Linked DNA regions of Homo sapiens: region 1 is linked to region 2. A link is an interaction called in ENCODE POLR2A ChIA-PET data of the cell type or tissue named here. Cell type or tissue: MCF 10A. All regions are shown on one strand. Each heading gives the region's core, and the rest is flanking DNA. Links, peaks and the distances in the headings are about the cores only.

The links. Peaks named below come from ENCODE experiments on the same cell type or tissue, not always from the same donor. Only the 100,000 strongest peaks of a DNase experiment are listed, where the experiment ranks them.
Region 1: POLR2A ChIA-PET joins it to region 2 with 5 read pairs; 7 of 35 experiments call an interaction of 5 or more read pairs at or near these places.

What each region holds. Positions count from the first base shown.
Region 1 is chr6:111,818,622-111,829,928 of GRCh38, forward strand. All of the region lies in intron 2 of FYN (FYN proto-oncogene, Src family tyrosine kinase), which reads right to left. Among named protein-coding and RNA genes, the nearest start is that of FYN, 49 kb to the right of the region's middle. In MCF 10A, for the core only: no CTCF peak of the experiment used is centred there; no DNase peak of the experiment used is centred there.
Region 2 is chr6:111,983,063-111,994,369 of GRCh38, forward strand. LOC105377947 (a long non-coding RNA gene) reads left to right here. Exons shown (of 3, transcript XR_007059710.1): 3 at 7,467-7,844. Among named protein-coding and RNA genes, the nearest start is that of CCN6, 65 kb to the right of the region's middle. RefSeq lists an enhancer at 9,926-10,075. In MCF 10A, for the core only: no CTCF peak of the experiment used is centred there; a DNase peak (open chromatin) is centred at 4,459.

The DNA.
Region 1 (11,307 bases), core at 3,102-5,601, 160 kb before region 2:
GTTGCCTTGCTGCTGCCACTGCTGACTAGCTTTCTCCGATGCTGCTGTCATGTGCTTCTACCCAAAGCTGTCTGCCTTTGAGCCACAGCTATTTCCTGAGGGATGTAAAATTCAACAAACTGCAAATAAACAACACAGAACATGATCTCATGCTGTCATGCTGCTGCTTCTCTAAATTGTAACATCGTAGCAGCTCCTTGATTTACAAGCATCATTTGACCCTCACATTTCTCTTTTGGTTACTTCTCCTCTTGAGTCCATCAGCTTCCTCCATTGCCTAACTATGTGTCTCTTGGACCATCCGGCTATGCTTCACCCCATTCAGACTTGGTGGCTCTCAAGCTCACCAAGCTGCAAAACGTGTTCTTGCAAAGTTCACCAGCAACCTCTAAACTTCACTGTTCTCATCCCCCAGGACCTGACATTTAACACTGTCAGCAGCTCTCCTCACTAGTCTTGGCTAGGTTTGATCATCTTTTCTCACCCAAACTGCCTCTTTCCATTCCCTATTTTGGTTGGGTGCACAGAAACCCAGAGTGAGTTGTCTCCTTCTCTTCTCTCCCCTTAATCCCCTACATCCAGATGCAGCTTGCCATCAGCAATCCTGGAGATTCAGTCTTCAAAAAGCCTTGTGATTTTCATTAAGATTTAGTGCAGATAAAATAAAACAACATTCCCAAAAGGAGTCTGTAAACTACAGTACATCTACAAATACAAGGTATCAGTACGGGCAGAATCATTTTATTCCTTTTCTGTTCCTTGCTGAAGTCATTCAAATTCTTATTCCAACATTTAAATCCTTCCATAATATGAACTCACTTTAAGTCTCCAACTAAATCTTGGATTATTGTTTTACGACAGTCCCTGAAATAGAATATTCTTTCCTCTCTGAACCTGTCTTTAAAACATAGTACTTGAACTGCCTTCCCCGAGACCATGACCCATATTAAATTGAGTTTCAGCCACTCCATTAACCCCTTAGGCAGATTTTTAATTAGTTTTACAGACGCATAGACTGTAAAGGTCTTTGTGTAGTTTCTACTTTCCTGTTTCTTTACTACTTACTTTGTGTTTGTTTACATGTTTTTCAAATTTGTGCAGGCAGGGATCATGGCTTGATATGGACTGTTAGTGACCAACTGACTTCAGCTCATTACTGTTCATAAATTAGTCTCATCTCCCCCACTTTAAAAAAAATACCCAAATAAATTTAAAAAATATTATTCTCAAACACTCACCCTTGGTGTCTCATGCAGAGGGTCTGGCGATAAGACAGTTATTAAGAATATTTAAAAGTTTCATTTCAACTCAAGAATGAGAAACTCATCCATCCCTGACAAAAACAGCTTAAGAATAAATTCCAAATACCCAAGTGTTATTTTCTTCACTCCACAAACCCGGGAACATTACAGGACCATGACACAAGTTTGGATGACATCCTATGGCTATCAGATGATAGATGTTTTCATTGGTTTCTCCTTAAATCAGGGCTGTGAACAGTCCATGATACTGAATGGGAACCCTTAGCAAGACAGCTCAAATTGTATCTGACAAGGCTCACTTCATAAACCTCAACTATTTTCCTAATGAAGAGATGCTGTGTTAAGGCAATTCTCTTTATATAACCATTATGCATTTATATTCCCTTTAAAGATAAATGATATTTTTATGAAGAATGAATTGCATACAAAATACTGTCTTAGTGAGATGCCAAAATACACACCCATTCAAAATATACAAAACAGAAACAACTAGCCAATATTTCTCCTAACCAAAATAAATGGTGTGCAGAATTCTCTTTTGAATAGTATGGTGATCTTAATGACAAAAGCAAAATTAATATATTACTATTAGGAAATAACCTGAGAAATAGATTAACTGTACCTTATAAAAATTATACTAATATGTTTACTACAGCGCTTAGGATATTTACGTTTGAATTTAAATTATGATATAATTTAGTATTCTCTGCATAATATAAATTAGGATGATCTAACTGAATGTGCAAAAATGCCAACATTCATTCATTCACTCACTGAATTTACAGGTACGTATAGACAAGGGAACATGAAAAGACACTATTATTACCAGCTCAGAGTCTTAGGAAAAACAGATGCATAATTATAAAAAAAAATGATATAAGCACTGGAATTATTCAAAATGCTATGCTGGGAAATACCAACATTTAAGTAGCTGGTAGATCATAAAACAGGTAAGGTAGACATCTATTTATGCAGACCAGGGTCAGTAGCAGTAGCTATAAAACGATCCTATTTATGTTAAACAACAACAAACAACTAGGTTACATGGAAAAGGGTCAGGAAAAGACAACTATCCAGGGGTTAACCATGACTAATTAACTCTGAGAAGCAGAGTGGGAAGGAGGATAATTTTTTTTAAAAAAGACTTTACATACCTCTGTACTGTCTGAATTTTAAAAACATAACCTGAAAGTTCATGTAATACTTGATAAAGGGATCATAGTTATCTTCACAGAATTGGAAAAAACTACTTTAAAGTTCATATGGAACCAAAAAAGAGCCCGCATTGCCAAGTCAATCCTAAGCCAAAAGAACAAAGCTGGAGGCATCACACTACCTGACTTCAAACTATACTACAAGGCTACAGTAACCAAAACAGCATGGTACTGGTACCAAAACAGAGATATAGACCAATGGAACACAACAGAGCCCTCAGAAATAATACCACACATCTACAACCATCTGATCTTTGACAAACCTGACAAAAACAAGAAATTGGGAAAGGATTCCCTATTTAATAAATGGTGCTGGGAAAACTGGCTAGCCATATGTAGAGAGCTGAAACTGGATCCTTTCCTTACACCTTATACAAAAATTAATTCAAGATGGATTAAAGACTTACATGTTAGACCTAAAACCATAAAAACCCTAGAAGAAAACCTAGGCAATACCATTCAGGATACAGGCATGGGTAATGACTTCATGTCTAAAACACCAAAAGCCATGGCAACAAAAGCCAAAATTGACAAATGGGATCTAATTAAACTAAAGAGCTTCTGCACAGCAAAAGAAACTACCATCAGAGTGAACGGGCAACCTACAGAATGGGAGAAAATTTTTGCAATCTACTCATCTGAAAAAGGGCTAATATCCAGAATCTACAAAGAACTCAAACAAATTTACAAGAAAAAAAAACCCCATCAACAAGTGGGCGAAGGATATGAACAGACACTTCTCAAAAGAAGACATTTCTGCAGCCAACAGACACATGAAAAAATGATCATCATCACTGGCCATCAGAGAAATGCAAATCAAAACCACAATGAGATACCATCTCACACCAGTCAGAATGGTGATCATTAAAAAATCAGGAAAGAACAGGTGCTGGAGAGAATGTGGAGAAATAGGAACACTTTTACACTGTTGGTGGGACTGTAAACTAGTTTAACCATTGTGGAAGACACTGTGGTGATTCCTCAAGGATCTAGAACTAGAAATACCATTTGACCCAGCCATCCCATTACTGGGTATATACTCAAAGGATTATAAATCATGCTGCTATAAAGACACATGCACATGTATGTTTATTGTGGCACTATTCACAATAGTAAAGAGTTGGAACCAACCCAAATGTCCATCAATGATAGATTGGATGAAGAAAATGTGGCACATATACACCATGGAATACTATGCAGCCATAAAAAAGGATGAGTTCATGTCCTTTGTAGGGACATGGATGAAGCTGGAAACCATCATTCTCAGCAAACTATCACAAGGACAAAAAACCAAACACCGCATGTTCTCACTTATAGGTGGGAATTGAACAATGAGAACACTTGGACACAGGGCAGGGAACATCACACACCTGGGCCTGTTGTGGGGTGGGGGGAGCGGGGAGGGAAAGCATTAGGAGATATACCTAATGTAAATGATGAGTTAATGGGTGCAGCAAACCAACATGGCACATGTATACATATGTAACAAACCTGCACGTTGTGCACATGTACCCTAGAACTTAAAGTATTATATATATATATAAAATTTAAAAAATAAAGACAGAGACAATAATCTAAAAAATAAATAATAAATTTAAAAAATAAAAAAAGAAAGAAATAAACAGTAGAGGTAGAGGCTGCAAAGCAGACTGAGAGAGATGAGTGAGAAGTAGAAGGAAATGCAAGAGAGAGTAGAGTCAGAGAGGCGAGGGGAGGACAATGTTGAGAGGGAATGCATGTCAACCACACCATCATTGACTGTCAAAGAGGCAGAGGAGCATGAGGACCCAAGAAAGGGCTTGTCACACAAGAGAAAGCTCTAATTTCCACATGGCTGCTACAGTGGAACAGCAGCAGTGGAAATACAACTGCAGCAGGGTAAAAACGGGGTGTAAGGGGATGAGCAGTAGGTGCACATCACATGCCACAGGGCGGCTAACACACAAGTGAGGTGAGCTGGGAGCAAGTGAGATTATGTCCCTCTGTGTCTTTCACGTTACCAGATGGGTACAGAAAAATTCTTGTCAATTTTACAAAAATCTACAGTGCATTTGCAGTGACTAACAGTGATTATGAATGGCAACCAACACTTGTGGCCATAGGCTACAGGTGTGGGGACCCACAGGGAACCGAACGGAGGACCCAGAAACCACCTACAGAGGTGGTCACTACACAGCTCCAGCCCCAGCCGTGGCTGCTGAGAGGCCATGTTGGCCTTGTGCTGCTAGATCATCCTATTTTTAAAGAAAAGCCATAAATCTGCATTTAAAAAAATGTGAAATATCCTGACTTCTAAACACCGGCTCAAATTTTTAGAAAACACTGGACTAGACAAAATATGGGGGCCACCTCAAGCGTTACGGCTTTCTGTAAGCTTGGCATTGAGGAGAAAATGTCAGGCAAAAAATTTTATACTTTTTTCCCCCTTTTATAAAGAATGGAAGCTTTTCACATGTTGCTGAGGGCCAAGATCTAAGGGATAAAAATCATCCCCTCTTACTTTTAAAATATCCAATATTTGAACTAAAAAGGACTCTCTCTGCTTTCCTTTAAGATTCTACACACTCGCAGGCTCTGCTAATAAACATTTAATCCAAGCTCTTGTATCATGCTAACATAACAGATCTCAGCTAACTATTACAAGTGTTAAAATATGTGTCTGGGTGGGAAGCCCAAATTAACTGGTCATTTTGAAAAGGAAGCCATGAGGAAGGACAAAACATTCTCACAGAATATATATAAACACTCACATTGACTTTCAGTTTATCAAATTTCCTGAGGAAAGAAGTTCCCATTTGTAGCTGACGTATATTGTAACAACACACCCAACCATTTCATTAGAATGCTATTTTTAATCAGTTCGGCATACATTATGCCTCAGGAACTGAAAGCAAGGAGTACATAAAGTCATCAGCTGTGGATATAGAATACTCAGAAGTCAAATAACATTTCAAACTGGGCAAATAGCTTAAAAAGCATAGCAACTCTACAAAGGAAAAGTTTCAACTGCTCTTCTGTGAGCACATGGTCTTTAAAAAATCCCCACTGCAAACTTTGGAAAGTTGAAAAACATCTTTTGCAAGATGTGAAGAATGCATTTGGTAATGACTCACTTGTGATAACATCACTGGGTGGGCCACTGCCACAGAATCTATCCTAAGCTCATTTCACTCTGCTCTGGTCTCTTCATAGTCTATTAAGGGGCAACGTGGATGATGGTAAATATTAGTGCCTCTACTTTGAAATGATTTTCCTCCCAAGGTAACTAATACATTCTCAGGCATGTGGAAAAAGAACTCATGCAAAAGCTCCCTGTATACTAGACTTAACTTTCTCCTGAAATTTAGGAGAAAGCCTTGACACCATCATGGATGAGAGAAATCTACACTGCATCTTGTTAACATCAGATGATGTTGTTGCCCATGACTCTGTACCTTTGTCTATCTATAGTACATTTTTCTCTCTTGCATTCTTCGTTTTCAGGTCACATATAGTTCTCCTCTAACTTATCTTTCTGTGCTCACTCTGTCTCATCTATTTTGCTTTACTCTCCCCCAGTCATTACTCTGAATTTCACTTTTTATTTGCTTAGGTTTGGGTTTAGCTATTTTTCTTCTCAGGTCTCTTATGCCTTCTTTCATTTTCAGACCCTGTCCCCTCCACTACTCACTATTCAAATGAACACTAGCTTTCAGCCAAAGTGTTACCAGGTAGCCACAAAATGAGGTCTTGCACACTTTTACTCCTAAGGTTATCTGAATCAAGTTCACAAATTCATAAACTGAACCAATGCATTTGTCAAAAAGAATCTTTATTTTATTCTGGTGATTAAGGAATTGTTTAAAGTTTTCATTACTTCTGAAAACTCCTCTGAGCTCCCATCTCTGAGCATTGCAGGCATTGCCTCAGATGGTCAGGCCTAACATGAGCACTCCACTGGTTGTAAAACCTGCTAGAAGACTGACAGAGTCAGAAAGCCATTGCCTCTGATGCGTAGGAATGGTGGTCCACAGGCCTTGCTGGGATCTTTTTGGACTGCGGGCAGGGAGGCCTGGACAGCTCTCCATGGTCCCGAACAAGACAAACATTCCAGTGCACAAGCCCTTTGTGGGAGGCACCCTCTTTTCCATGTAGCTACTGTACTTTCAAGATCTTAGCTGAAAACCAATTTAATTGCCTTAATATAAACACCAGACAGCGAGTTTTATTAATTTGGCAACTGAAATAACATAGAGCTTCTGGGATTTATACTCTATAGAGGGTAGCAACATAGGAGACAGAGCACAGTTTTGATAACTATACAGACCTGGGCTCAAATCCTAGCATTTTCTCTATCACAGGATACCAGGCAAGTTACTAAGCTTCTCTGACTGTGGTTTTCTCATCAGTAAAATGAAGATCTCAATACCTACCACACAGGATTTCTGTGAGCATTAAATTATATAAGGTAAGATAGAAGAATGCCTAGTGCAGTGCAGACACACATGGTCGTGTGAGGGAATGGAAGTTAGTAACACATATTCCCAGGCTTACTCTTCCCAGCTGCTCATGTGCACTCTGGCTTTGCCTTCCTGGTTCTTCCCTTTGCCCTGACCTGTTTGGGGGAGTTCTGTGATGCAGAATCAGGAGGAAAGGTGGGAGAGCAGGTGGGCCACAGTTAGGAAAGGCTTGGGGGCTCATTTGTAAGGGCTGTAACGTGTGAGGAAAGCTGGAGGGAAAAAGAGGGACTTAAAGAAATATTGCTGTAATTCTATATCCCTCTATGGTATTGAGAAAGACAAGTCAAGATGTGCTATTCTGAAATTACTGTCACTAGATTGTATTTCTTTGACTCATATCATTCTGACACTGGATTGGGTGGGTCTGGATACATTAAGAGTTAGGGCGAGTATTCTATAATTTCATTACTATTTAAGTATACAACCATGGGAGTAGAAGCAGTAGACAAGCAAGAGAAAAGGCGAAGGGAAAACAACTGAGCTGCCAATCTCATTGAAAAAGGAATACAGGGAGGAGTGAAGACGCCAGAGGACTGTCAGGTTCCATTACCCATCCCTGATTCACTGGGATTTCTGTGAGTTGCTAGCATTTCGGTGTTTCAGTTTTTTCCCTTGTGAAATGGCAGGGTGGGAGAGCTACAGCATTATGGCACACTAGTTGGCCTTTTCAGAGCTGGTGTGGAGGTATGTTAGCATCTGGGCCTCCCAACTCTGGCTTTTACTGTTCCTTAAGAAGTACGCGTGTGTGCACTTCTATATATGTGTATATGTGTATGTATGTGTATTTATGCACACACATGAATTCTGGAGCTACCCCTGCACATACCATTAAATCATTTAAAAAGAAAGCCTTCAAAAGGGTAATCTGTTTATCCCTTCTACATTCAAACAAGAATATGCCTGAATCCAAAAACATGACTAATTTCGCTTCCTAAAAAATCTCCAAAGGAGAGATTTATAGCCCCCACTCCCTTAATGACATACTTGATCTTCTAGTAACTCATAATGGAAAAGTTCCTCTTTGTTACATTTTTAAAATTGCACTCTTGCTTGCATTTCCAATTCTCCTTACCACATTATTTTAGTTTTGCATAGGACATATCCCCTTCTAACAATGACAGAATTTACTCATGTATTAATATTTACTGCTTACTGTCTCATCTCTTTTCTCCCAGCTAAAATAAGTGACCTTGTTCACCGATTTAGGCCATGTACCGAAAACAGTGCCTAGCTCATACCAGGGACCCAATAAACATTTGTAATTAGAAGCTGACTTTTTGTTCTGTTTCTTTGATAAAATCACAAACCTACAGAGCTGGAAGGGACCTTAGAAAGGGACCTTTAGAGATGAGAAAATTGAGGCGCTGTGAGGGGAAGCTGCTTGTCTGAAATTTTGCACAGAATTTCCTGAGCCCTTATCAGAGCTCTTTCCAGCTCATCTCAGTGCTTCCACGCAGAACTGTGGTCCTGGAGACAGGGCAAGAGTCGGCCAACGAGAGAGGCTGAATCTCACCTCATTTAGAGCAAGAGAGTCAGAGAGAAGAAGCTGTAACATTTATTTACAGAAAAGTAAAGTCTCATAATAATAATAGTCTATGGATCAGTAGCAGCTTTCATCTAAGGATCTCAGAGAGCTTATGAAATTCTCATCCCACAATGTGAGGTATCATTATCTGTTCTCAGTCAAGTAAATTAAGAAGCTGAGTGTTCTATGGTCTTATTGCAGGCTGGTTCAAAGACTCTTTGGGGCTCTATGTCCTCTCCATAGTTTTTCTCATCCTTAACACCAAGCTGCAACAGCTACAGGAACCTCCCAGTTTACTTTCTTCTAGATGTCCCTAAAACCATTCCGGCTCATGCCCATCTTTAAGCCAGTGTGTAGAGGAACAACACTGGGGATTTGAGGTGTTCAATCATGTAATGCCCCCTTTTGGGTCACCAGCGGCTCAGGCTTCCTGAGCTGGTCCTGGAGAAAAGCTGACCACAGTGACACTGGGGGTATACGACAGCTTTTTGGGGGTAAAAAGAATTATTTTTCTTTCCTCAGTTTACTGCCCATGCCCCCACATACCCTTTCCATCAACTTGGTTGAAAGTTTTACCCACCCACACAATTACAGTGTTCACAATTATTCCTCAGCTATTTAAGAACCACATTAAAGACCAATTAGATTGAGTCAACACAACAAGCCCTGCTGAGGAGCCCATTTAGATTTTGACTAAGGGTACTCTTTCTTCTTGGGGGAGATGGGGGAAACGGTGGATTCTGAAATCTGACACTTCTCATCATAAAGCTTTCCCCAGGCCCCTAACTGCACAGAGGCAGGCAGGCTTGCCCTCCTTACTCTCTTGGCCAGTAAAGATGCTGTCCAACCAGTGCAGTCCAAAACAACCTCAGCACCACAATGGCCGCTTCACTCCGTGTCAAGTTGACAGTGTTGTTCTAGAGTAGCGGAGGAACCCTGGTTACAGTTGACTGTGTACCCTGAGAACTTCCTCCTCTTCTGCAGCTCCTGGGACTGCACTGCTGACCTTGTCCTTGGGCTGGAAACTTAATGGCCAAATTCCCCAGCCAGCATCCTGAGGTTTCTGGCCCCTTGGAGCAAGCAGAAATTGCTTACTGAGCTCAGGATTCCCCAAAGTGTTTTCTGAAAAACCCATGCTCTGTGGGATACCCAAAGGTGTGATGTGGAAAAAGAACTTTGTGATCAAACAAGTTTATGAACTGAGTATAAAAATATGTTAAACAACAGTAGTTCCTTAAAAAATTAAAAATAAAATTACCATAGGATCCAGCAATTCTACTTCTGGGTATCTAGTTGAAAAATTGAAAACGGGGTCTCCAAAAGATATTTGTACGTCCATGTTCATAGCAACACTATTCACAATAGCCAAAAGGCAGAAGCAACCCAAGTGTCCACTGATGGATGAATGCAAACAAAATATGGTCTATACATACAATGGAATATTATTCAGCCTTAAAAAGGAAGGAAATTTTGACACACGCTACAACATAGATTAACCTGGAGGACATTATGCTAAATGAAATCAGCCAGTTGTAGGACACATTCTATATGATCCACTTACATGAGGTACCTAGAGGAGTCGAATTTATACAGACAAAAAGTAGAACGGTGGTTGCCAGGGGCTAGGGGAATGGCAGAATCCGGAGTTGTTGTTTAAGAGGTATGGATTTTAAGTTTTCCAAGATGTAGTCATGACTGGTTGCACAGCAATGTGAATACACTTAACACAACTGAATTGTACACTTTAAAATGGTTAATATGGTAAATTTTAGTGGCATGTGTTTTACCACAATTAAAAAAACAACACATTAAACAGTCTTTGCAGTAGGACTTCTCAGAGCCTTTAAATGTTAATGTGCACAGGGAATCCCCAAGAGGGGGATATAACAAGCAGCTCTTCCCAGCTTATCTGGCCACAGAATCCATTTTCCACACATCTCCTGGGACCAATGTGCTTCAGAACATGCTTTACGAAATGAGCTACTAAATGGAAAACTGTTAGAAAACATGAAATCCTATTTTTTACATTTACATAGAGGCAGGCGAGATTCCAGAGCCTGAAGTCAGATTTTCAAAACAGTCTTAACTCACCATCATCCTCTCATAGAGGAGAATCAGATTCTATCCTCAACTGTGTCACTCATCAGCAGGGTGGTCTTGAACAAGTAGTACTCTCCCCGGGCCTCTGATTTCTCACCTGATGTGTGGGAAAAATACCTGCTCAACCTATCTCACCGGTCTGTAGTAAAATCTAATTAGAAACATTTGTAAAAGAACCTGAAAAGTACCAAGGGCTATTCAAAACGTAGGATAATTAGTAAGTATGTACTAATGCTTATTAAGGTGCAGCAGACAAGGAAGAGAGCCCAGGTCTCTCACATCAGGAGCTCAGATTGTTAAGCACAGAACAGACACCAATAAGCACAGAAATGAAAGAAAGGAAAAGAACCATAGACTGAGCACTTCCAGTAGAGCAAAAACAGGGAGACTGGGAGAATGGAAGTCAGAAAACATAGGTTGAGAAGCTGATTTTACTGCTGTCTGACCTTAGACAAGTTATTTAGCTTCCCTGACTTGCGGCTTGTTCAGCTGTCGGATGATGTAGTTGGAAGAGATAACCTCAAAGGTCACTTCCAGCTCCATTAAGTCTATGAAATACTGCAATAGACATGCCACGGATACATGCATGATTCCTTCATCAGATGCTTAAGGGCCTACCCTGTGCCTGGCTTGGTGCTAGGATGTGGAGAAGAACAGATCACTGTCTCCATGCTCCTTGTTGAATAAAGCAGGAGCCTCTGGCCTCC
Region 2 (11,307 bases), core at 3,438-5,937:
CCTTGTGCATTCTTCCCTCCCTCACAGGTGGAGCCTGGCAAAAAAAAAAAAAAAAAAATACCTGTTCAATGAGATGCACAGTAAATGCAAGGATGGCTGCAATGAATAGAGGCTGCCCAGAGAATGAATAGAGGCTGCAATGAATAGAGGCTGCCCAGAGAGTTACCTACCCACTTAACAGTCTCATCAAATTTGCTAACAAATTTGCCTGGTGAAAGAAAGATGTCGATGTCAATCGCTCATGCCCCTTTCAAAGGGAAATGTCCCCTGTGGCCCCAGTTGGTTGCTCACTTTTGTATTACATAACCAGTGGTGGCCAGAAGACCTCAGGGAAGGTAGTAGTTCACAGACTTGCCAGAGTCCTGTGACAGGGCACCCACAGAGCTGGGCCAATCTAGCTTTGCCTTTTGTGTATGTGTCCCTGGACTATTGAGAGTCAAGGAGGGGGATATGTGGGTGCTGTAGCTGACAGTCGTTGGGTGGAATCAGAGTAGGGGTGCTTGAAGCATTCATGGCTGTGTTGGTCAGATGGTGGGGAGATTGTAGGGAAAAACACAGGTGCCATTGTGGAGTAACTGCTTCATTGCTTCATTCATTCATTCAGCCACTATTCATGAACACCTACTATGTGTCAGGCACACTGCTGCCTACAGGGGATACAGCAGTGAACAAAGTAGACAAAAATCCCAGGCCTCATGGAGCTGGCATTTTAGTGGGGGAGACAAAATAACAAAGAAAAGTAAGAAATATATATCAGGTAGTGATAAATCCTTGGGGCAAATTAGAAGTAATATAGAAAAAAATGGAGGGAGAATAAATGAAACAAGAGTGGTAAAACTTAGACAACTGATTGGTGATGGATAGATAGGGGCTCATTTTACTATTTTTGAGTATACTTACCATTTCTTATAATAAAAAATTTAAACAAGAATGCAGGTAAGTTGGATAAGAGATGTTACGGTAGTGTGGGCTTACAATTTTAGATCTCACTGAGTGGGAAGGCCTCACTGAGCTGACCTGTGAAAAAAGACCTACATGAAGTGATAAGCAGATATCTGGGACAAGCATTCCAGGCACAGGGAACAGCATGTGCAAAACCCTGGAGACAAGAGTATTCCTGGAGTGTGAAAGGACTACAAGGTGAGCAGCATGGCCAAGGCAGGGTGGCTGAGGAGGAGGCAGTAGATGGGGCAGGGCAGGGGGAGGAGGATCACACAGGGCCTGTGAGTCATGGGGGGGATTTTGCCTTTTACTCTGGGTGAGATGCGGGGCCACCAGAGCATTCTGAACAGAGGAATGACACGACCTAACATGGGTTTTGGCAGTTCTTGGAGCTTTGGGAGTGAAGGTCCGCTAATCCCTACGTATGGGGTCCACTGAGCATCCCTGAAGGCAGGTGCTTTTAAGACCTAGTTCTGTTATAGCTTCTGTTCTTAGATGAAGCAAAGGAGCCCATTTATTTTTTTGTTCCTCCATGTAACCCCACAAAAAATCACGTTTGTTCAAGATAGCTTCAGTGAGACTCTATCAAATTGAAACAAACTGCAGGAACAGACACTTTTTCTCAGTGCATGGCTGCCACTCTTGGAGAGCAGGAAAGATGTGCAGTAGGAGCACCTGAGCGGCTCTTCACCACAGCTCAGGAAGGGAGGGGAGGACTCTGAGGCTCAGGAGGAGAGGGGAGGACTCCATGGCTCAGGAAAAGTGGGAAGAATACCACAAAGTCTGTGCAAGGTGAGATCTCTCTCTGATTCATAGGTCTTCCACTGGTCTAAGGCTCTTTAAGAAACTTTAAGACAAAAAAGTACACTTGAACCAAAAGCAAATTTAGGTGTATATACATATTTATTTATTTTTAAATCTCATGAGAAATAATAAAACACAAAGACATTCCCTGTGCTCCTCAAGTAGTAAAATCTGAACCATTACCTGGAAGTTAAAGGGCATAAATAACTGAGTGGAGGTGGCTGTAAGGAGAAGCACTTTAATGAGTATTCCCTGCTGTATTTGATTGTTCAACTAGGCTTCTTCCATGAGGATCTTATTTTCCCTGGCATTTATCACGTCAGTAAGGTAGAGGAGCTCCTATCTGAAAATAGCACCTAGCGCTAAGTCTGTCTAAGGCCTCCCGTCCCTTCAGTCCCTGAAGCTAGCTTCTCTCCTCACTCCCATCTAAACCTGAAAAAGTCAACCCTCTCATTAGGCCTTGCCCACAAATACCTCCATCAAAGCTAGGACTCACACAGGAAAATGTGCTGCAGGAGCCCATGTGACTTCCTCACATAAGAATGTGACAAAACCAGTTTCCAGAGAGCTCTCATGCTCTGACTAATGAATGAGCAAGTATGAGCCGGATAGCTTCTTCTCACATTATTTTGCCTGTGGAATCCTTTTGTACTCAAGATGCCTGAGCCAAATGCTACATTTATTTTCCATGTAAAGGTTTTACTGGGAAAGGAAAATTTTTTAAAGATTTTTTAAAAATCCATTGTGTTCTTTTGCCGTGTGGTAGGAAGAAACATCGCAGCCTTAGGGCTAATTAGCGTTTATGTAGTGTTCATATAGATTGCTCTATATTCCCCTCATATTTACAGTCTGTCATCATTTTACATCTATAAACTACCTTTCCTCCATTAAATTTAATAATCTTGTTTTACAGAAAATGGCAGAGCAGGTGGAGAAGGTGGTCAAATGCCTTAGCATGGATCATATGGTTGTGGTGAAAGAGTTAGAATGCACACTACTCAGTGTTGATGTACACAGAGAAGCAATGCTCCCGGGCTGGGGCCCACCCCAAACCAGCACAATTAAACCCGTTTACAGTTGTTATCCAAGCAACCTGACATGGTTTCTGTACTTGGATCAACATTGAGTCCTTCTCCAGAACGTGATAGAAACATAAGGCAGAAGAAGGCTTTAGCCTACTCATGGAGGGCATTTTCTATTTCTTTTCTTTGATTCAACTTGAACACCTGACTGAGGGAGGCAAAATTCCAAGATCGGCCCTGGCAGTTAGGGCTCCTCTGTTGCAAAGGCTCTTGTGTAGCAAGGACATTAGTTCTTCTAGGCCATGAGGGTACTATTTAGAAGGGCCCTGGGAGGGAGATTATTCCCCTGATTTTGCAGCAAACCCATCTTTAGGAAAAAATGACCTAGGTATTGAGGTAATTCTGGTTCCAATGTAACTTTGCTCCTATCTTTCTTTCCGTCTTAAGTAGGCAAATCAGAATAATTTCAGTGTATTGCTATGAGCAGGGAAACAATGAAAACTATAAGCCTATTCACAGCTGCCCAAACCTATCCTGAGAAGCAAACTGGTTCTCAAAATACGATCAGCTAATGACACATTCTATACATACCTGCCACTTTATTAATGTGCTGAAAGCCAAATTGATTTGTTCTGGTTCTTCATCAAGGTTACCCAAAGCCTGAACCTGGTGTTTTTCACTGGGTGTGATTCTTCAGTTCAAAACAATGATGGACATTTTTCTTCCTTAGGGGACTGTTATGATCATTTTACTTCTTATGTTAGCTGTTGTAACAAATAGACCAGTTTTTCATGGTTAACGTAATAGAACTTTATTTCTTCCTCAGTTTTTACTTGGCAAGTGGCATTTCCCTGGGTGATCCTGAGACACAGACTTCTTCTGTCTTACCTGCCATCCCTTGGATCTTACGTTATCTGCATCAAGTGGGCAGAATGGAAAGAGAATAGGAAGTTCCGATCTAGAAGGCACATTTCTGCACATATTCCAATTGTGAGAACAAGCCACATGGCCACACTTAGAAGCAAACAAAGCTGGGAAACATGGTCTCTGGCTGGGCAGCCAGTTATCAGCAGTAACTCTCTTCAGATGCTCTTCAACCTACAATGTGGCTCTGTCCCAATAAACCCATTGTAAGTTAAAAATATCATAAATTGAAACGCATTTTCTACACCTAACCTACCAAACAACATAGCTTAGGCTAGCCTACCTCAAACATGCTCAGAATACTTATATTAGCCTTCAGTTGGGCAAAATCATCAAACACAAAGCCTATTTTATGATGAAGTGTTGAATATCTCATGTAATTTATTGAATGCCATACCGCAAGTGAAAAACAGAATGGCTGTATGGGCACTTGAAGTATGGTGTCTACTGAATCTGTATTGCTTTTGCATTATTGTAAAGTTGTAAAATTGTAGGTTGAACCATTGTAAGCTGAGGACCCTCTGTATTAGGAAAGGGGGAGTAAAACTGTTGGTAAATATCTAGCCATCTCTGTCCCATTTCCTTTGGTAATGAAAGTAATGAAAGTTGATTATTTTCTGTGGTCCTTTAAACCCTAGTGCCACTTTAGAAGGTGCCCAAATTTCACCTTCTGCTCCTTACACAAAATCTTCAAGTGTCTGGAAAAGCCATAGAGCAAGGGACTATGCTGCATGCCTATTGCGTATGGGTTCAGGCATGTCAGGGCCTGTCCAAAGGCTGGAAGGAAATCTGTTTGCATGAGATCTTAATGAGCTTCAAGGAGAGACAGTGGGTGGCTGAGCTGGGAATGAAGACAGGAACCCTTTGCTTTCCATGTGATACAGGAGATAGAAAGAAAATATTTAGGCAGATAGTGAGGGCAAAAGATTCCTTAGCAGAACTTCCCTTCTAACAAAAAGCAGCCCCAGAAATAATTTTTTTTTCTAACAAAGAGCAGCCTGAAAGATTGAGCTGCAAGCATAAACAACGAAGCTGGGAGCTTGCACAGGGGAACGCTGGCAACTGCGCCAATAGAAAAGGGCTACCTGGGGGCCAGGCATGTCCACCATGGAAGCTCCATCTTCCCTTTTTTGTTAGCATGTGTACTGTGGGCAACATGGTGCAGCTCAGGCTGAAAACCCACCTGCATAATAAAAGACTGGGGTGGAGATGGCCAGAGATTCGCACCCTACGCAAATGGCATACCTGGTCCTAACCAGTTTTTCGCATTCTATGTAGATCAGACACCGCCTCCCCACCAGCTCATCTATAAAACTCCCTGCATTTCACTGCAGATAGGCAATTCATTTTTCTGGGACCCCTCGCTGTAGCAAAGAGCTATTCTCTTTCATTCACCTATTAAACTTCTGCTCTTAACCTCACTCTTTGTGTGTCTGCGTCCTTGGTCTCCTTGGCTGTGAGACAACAAACCTTGGATGTCACCCTAGACAACAAGGCCACTTCACATGCAGAGACTTGGATGGGGAAGGACCCACTATGAGGGAAGAAGAAGGGCTGAAACTTTTAGGTCTGTAGATTCTGCAGAAAGCATGGGCTGGCTGTATGGGATCAGAATGTTGGGATGTAATTAAGGACAGCATTATTGGGTGTTCTTACTATTGAGAATCAAACCTTCTACACAGGCTTCTGTCTACACATGACTTTATTCTACTGCTTTCATCAAAGTAACTTTATTATTCCAGGCAACTCTCGCCAGAGAGAAAAAAGTTACAGATAACTTCATTGACTTTAGCAGGACTACCTGAAAGACCTATCTACTCTTTAAGATAAAACATCAAATGACATTTTACACCCTAAGACTCTTGAAACCTCTTGCCTCAAAATTCTGCCTTGTTTTTTTTTCCAGCAATCCTAAATTATAATATCATGATCCTTGCTCAAACCTAACCATACGCCCGCATTGAAAGACCTACCTAAAACCAGATCTTACAATCTTAATAAACATGCCTTCTCAGCCCTCTCCTTTCAAGTTGCTTCCAAGACTCTGAGGAGCAGTATTTTTCTTTACTCCCGTAGGCAATAAACTTAGCTTTGACTTATCAACAGGTTGCTTTGGTGATAGTTTGCACAGCCAGCATTCCACAATATCTCCTAGTTTGGAGGACATGTGCTATGTTCCAATGGTAAGGGAAACTAAAAAGATAAAAATTTTACTCAAATGAAAAAGTGGTTCCATTGGCAGCTCCAAGCCACTGACTGGGCCCAACTGTCTCACACTTTGGAATAATAAAGTCCTTTAAGCACTAGTGGAAGAAGGACTCCACTTCTAGACTGTGATCCATAGAAACACAACAAAGTAACTAGTGGAGCGGCAGGACAGCCAGGAGGCAGAGGTCCTTGCAGGAAGACTCTTCAAGGTAGAGAGTGGCAGAGGCAGGAGGAAAGTGTTGGCTGCCCAGAGTACACCCAGGACATGTCAGGAACTCTTGCACAGGCAGCAGTGATGATTTCATGAATGGTGCGCTTAGCTTACTTACTAGTTACTTTTCTCTATACTGTATTCCCCAAACCCAGGGATGCATGGTTATACATAAAAGATTGGCATCAGAAAGGCCCATGGTCATAAAAAATGAGTCCTTCAGTTATCAGCCCAGATAACCAAGCAGCCACTAGAAAGAGAAAGTATGGCAAGTGGGTTAATACCAAGCAGGAGAATGCCTGTGAATGCATGCTTGAATGGAAATGAATGAGAGAGGATAAGAACCTATGGGCTCTGGGCTATGGGGAAATGAAGGCATAAAGGGACTAAAGAACACGTGATACTTAAAGTAGAAAGGAGTTGAGATCCCAGAACAGGCTAGGGTTAAGAGGCTGCCTTCTCCATAAACTGAGATCCTAGGACCCCTTCAGGACCCCTCCTACAACAGATTTTGGGCTAACATCTAATTCTCTGCTGGGTTAGGCAAGAGGAAAGGAAACACAGAGGATTTGTAATCTCAGCAGGGTAAAGATTTGTATGAAATGCCCCTGTGAAAACCTTCACTTCCCTTGAGAAAAGTATCAGGCCATAGGTCAGTCACACTGTAAATGAAATGAGCTAGTCAGCTTACTTGCCTTCTGACATTTATATGAGGAGGGAGAAATTCGAGTTTGTGTAAGGGTAGGAGGCTTTGAGAGGTATGGGGTATTGGGGGAAGAGGGAGAAGTTATGCAGAGCTTGACACACTTCAGAAGAAATCAGGTGTGACAGGATGTTGTAATGGGGCCCTGAAACCAGAGGAAATAGTATGACATTCAATGTGTGTATGTGCCGGGTGTTCACAGGTGAGAAGGGGACCAAACAATATGAGGACCTACTCATAAATTTGTTTCCTAGACCAGAAATCCTGCATTTTGGGACTAGTGTTGGCTCAATATTCTAGAGGTTTTAATCTGTATGATGAAAATATTTGGTTAGCACTGGCCTGTATGTCTGAAGAATACATATTTCATTTTAAAGGTGGTTAGAAAAGAAATATTCTGAACAAAACAGACACCTCAAAGATCTGAGCTTTATATATAAGGGCAGCATCACCTTTTTCTGTTAGGCGGGACAGATCATCTGGTTGGGGATTCTAGAGTCTTACCACTCTCAAACCCAACTGCTGAGAAACCCACACTGAAAACTGAGAAGTCAGGCTTATGTCTTGAGACTAAACCCTAGTGACGTCCAGCTGAGCTTTCAGTTAACTGTTTTGAGATATGGTGAGAATAGCAAACTCTCCTTTCTCCTAGTTCTCTGCTGTCAAATGGAGAAAAACAAAAACAAGGGTCAGAGAGCTATTTTTATTGAAGATCTCAAGAAGGACCAAGTCATTCATCAAGTGGAGCGGATGTGGTCAGGAAAAAGGACTGGCCAGAGAAAATCCATCTGCAGAGCCTCATCCTTATTGGTCATTTTTCCCCAAAAGACATCCCAGGATTCCTGTATCCTCTGAATGTGACCCATCGCCACCTTCATCATCAGCCTCATCATCATCAATGTTTACTTATTTTAACCAATAGATACACAATATAAAATTCTTGGATGAAGAATAGCATTTTTTGAACTCACCTTTAATACAGAGAAGTATGGAGAGGTTAAACAAATAAAAGGATAGGCTACAATCTCAATTTTGATAAATCAATTTTTAAAAACCTGTCAATGGTTATAAAATGCAAATATACAAATAGGTATATTTGCATAATTTGTTTATTTGCCGTCTGATTGATGGACACATCCTACTTATTTATTTTTTGGTATTACACATTTTATTGCTATGAATATCCTCAAATGAACAACTTGGTGAACTTTTAGACATATACCCATAAGTTAAAGTCCTAGCACTGGGTTGGTTGAGTTAAAGGCTGCATGCATAAAAATCATGGTAGGTCATAGTTACCCTTTATTGAATAACTAATTTGGGCCAAGAAAAGTTTTATATGTTATTTTTAATCCTCACAACAATCTTTCAAGGTCATTGATAGTATTAGTGATTACAGGTGAGGGTGAACTGAACTTCAGGGAGGAGGAGGCTGTTTTGACGAATGCCTATTAACCTCTGTAGGGAAGGCATTAGGTTCAAGAGGCTGAAGAAGAGACCCAGAGCCAGAAAACGAGACTTGGGGTTTTATTAGGGGATCACATGCAGGGGAGAGAGTCAATGACAGTGGGCTGGACAAGATATCTGTATGGTCTGGTGGCAGCAGGATGGGTAGGAGAACCAAAGCTGCTTGCAAACATCATGCAGTTTATACAGCATTTTCACTAACACCCTCCCCTTAATGACCTCCACCTCGCAATGTCCATTAAGGCTCCGGGCCTCAATCCTCTGTATGGCCCGTGTCCCACGGGATGGGCTGGGAGCTCAGATGTTACTCATAGACAAGGAATAAATCTCTGGATTGGCCACTCCTGGATTCCATAGCTGGGAGCACACATTCAGATGCATCTGTCATACAAGGTCATTCAGACTACAGGGACCTCCCCCGACCCTAGGTAACAGAGCTGAAGAGTGGCTGAACTAGAATTCAGTCCCGAGTCTTTCCAACTTGGAACTGACACAGTCATCTGAAGGCTACAAATAACGTTGAAGAGAAGATCATAAAGCTGGAGAATCCTGGCCATCTCTTAGTCCACACCTCACCCTTTCAGACGTGGCAGGGAGACCCTGAGAAGCTTAGTGTCTTGCCAAAGGCTATAGAGGTAAGATGGGACCGGGACCCTGCCTCCCAGGACAGCGACCTTTACAGTACACTAGTGGTTTTGTATGTCTGGGGCCACAGAAGCCCTTTTTCCAAAAAAGCTTGTGTACAACGGCTAAGCTCAGGTTGCTCTGCTTGAATCATGGGAGGAAGCCCCAGAGCCTGCTTCTGTCTTGTTTTCTACTTTTCTCTCTCCCAAGGCATTTCTGGGGAGCACGGTTTGAAAAACATCCTTTTTAATACTGTCTTTGAATGATTTTTTTGGTATGAAAATAAATTTTTAAAGTGAAATAAAAAAAAAAAAGAAAAACACTTGTCTATAGCACAGCTATCTCTGTGTGTGGGGTCCATCATTCTTTCTAGTTGCTTTGAGCAAACACAAAACCTCTAACTTCTTTTTTTAAAATGGAAGACTTGGGGGCCACCCTTTGTGCTGTGGTTTCTTTGGCCTTATCCCATTGTCCAGGGGAGGCATTGGTGATGGAGCTTGTTCATTTTTCTTGTGCTCATTGGATATGCGATCACAGAAGATGTATCTAGGACTCTGGAAGTCATAGAAACTCACTATTATTAGTCTGAGAAAAAAAATGGGGAAAGTATAGGGAAGAAAAAAATAATCCAAACATTGTTGGCTGGGTGTGGTGGCTCATGCCTGTGATCCTAGCACTTTGGAAGGCAGGAGGATCATTTGAAGCCAGGAGTTTGAGACCAGCATGGGCAATATAGTGAGACTCTGTCTCTACAAAAAGTTAAAACGAAATTGGCTGGGTGTGTTGGTGTGCACCTGTAGTCCCAGCTTCTCAGCAGACTGAGGTAGGAAGATCCCTTGAGGCCAGGAGTTTGAGGCTGGAGTGAGCTATGGTCACACCACTGCACTCCAGCCTAGGCGAGAGAGTGAGACCTTGTCTCTAAAACAACAGCATGAGCAACAATAACAACAACAACAATGAAGTTCATCTCCAATTTCTTATCCTGTCCTTCTCCAGCTGCCTCCCACCTGGGGTAGCCTCAGTGGAGAAGCACAGCTGCTAAACTAACAAGCGCAGTAAAGCTTCCTGGGCCGGATGCGCCATGAGAAGATGGGTAAAAACATTAGGAGCCATGCACCCATAAAGGAAACCAAACAGGAAATTTGATGTGAATCATCAGAAAGCACCCTGTATGGAGAGAAGGCTGTGGGGCTTAGTCAAAGACAAAGCACATGTTGTGTTGTTTAGGGATAGTGGATGGGAGAAATCATATTAGCTGAATCTATAATAAGATAGAAACATAGAGTGTCCAGATTCTTGTAAAGCAGATGGTAAATGAATTCTGCTCCTGGAGAAGGACAGTTTAAGGAATTGGAGATGAATTTCAGCTTTAGGTACTATAAGAAAAGGCCATATTGATTCACAAGACAGTGAAGCCAGGTGTTCTGTTTCCAAGGGGCTGTGAAAGCCTTTGGCAGACTGTGTAGCTTCGGTTCATTTTCTGTCCATTTATCCACTTATTTCTGTGGCACCTGCCACGTGGGGGCTGAGAGGCAGTTAGCATTATTACACCTGCTGGCAGGCAAGAATAATTGGAGTTGCACAAAGATAAGCAGGGTTCTGTTCAGTTAAGAGCATCGTCTGAAGTGAGTGAGGCTGTCTGCACACTGGGGTGCTTTGTGGGGGTCCTAAGAGTGGTCTCTCTGAGACAGATGGTCTCGTAGTCCCAAGTCACTACTCTAATTGGTTTCTCCCGCGTATGTAGGAGGTAACAGGGGAAGGTGGGAGCAGGTCATTAAGAACCTGTCACACTGACTGCAAAGTTAGAGAGGCTGAACACTGAGGAGAGACTGGGGCTTGTTTTCTCCCAAAGGACACTTTGGAGGCAACACTCACTGCCTCTTGCTCACACCAGCTACCACTCTGATCCTCAGAAATCACAACTTTTTGCAAGCCCATTGATACAAGCTTGTGATGCCAATACAGGTTGTCAAGGTGGTTTTGAAGATGTTCAAGTCATATCCCATGAGGACATTAACACGAGGTTTCAGTCTTAAGCAGAAGTTAGAGGAGAGAAAGATCTAAGTGTGGTGAAAAGAGTATTGGACATTGGAGAGGTGGTGTTAAGGGTCCCTCTTGATACTGGGCATAGGAGTTATCTTTTTATCTCTTTCCTTTCCTGTAATATAAAGGCTCTGGTCCAGAAGATCTCCGAGGCCATTCCCATCAATACTGGTGGCAGGAAACTGTCTCCTCACTGCTCCCTTACACCCATTCTCTCCCCTCTTAAGCCACCTTATGTAGAGATAAATCTAACATTAGTTGAGTGTCTACTATTGCACTATTCAATATAATTTACAGATACAAACTCATTTAATCCTCATACAATCCTATGAGATAGATACTACTATTTCTATCTTGGG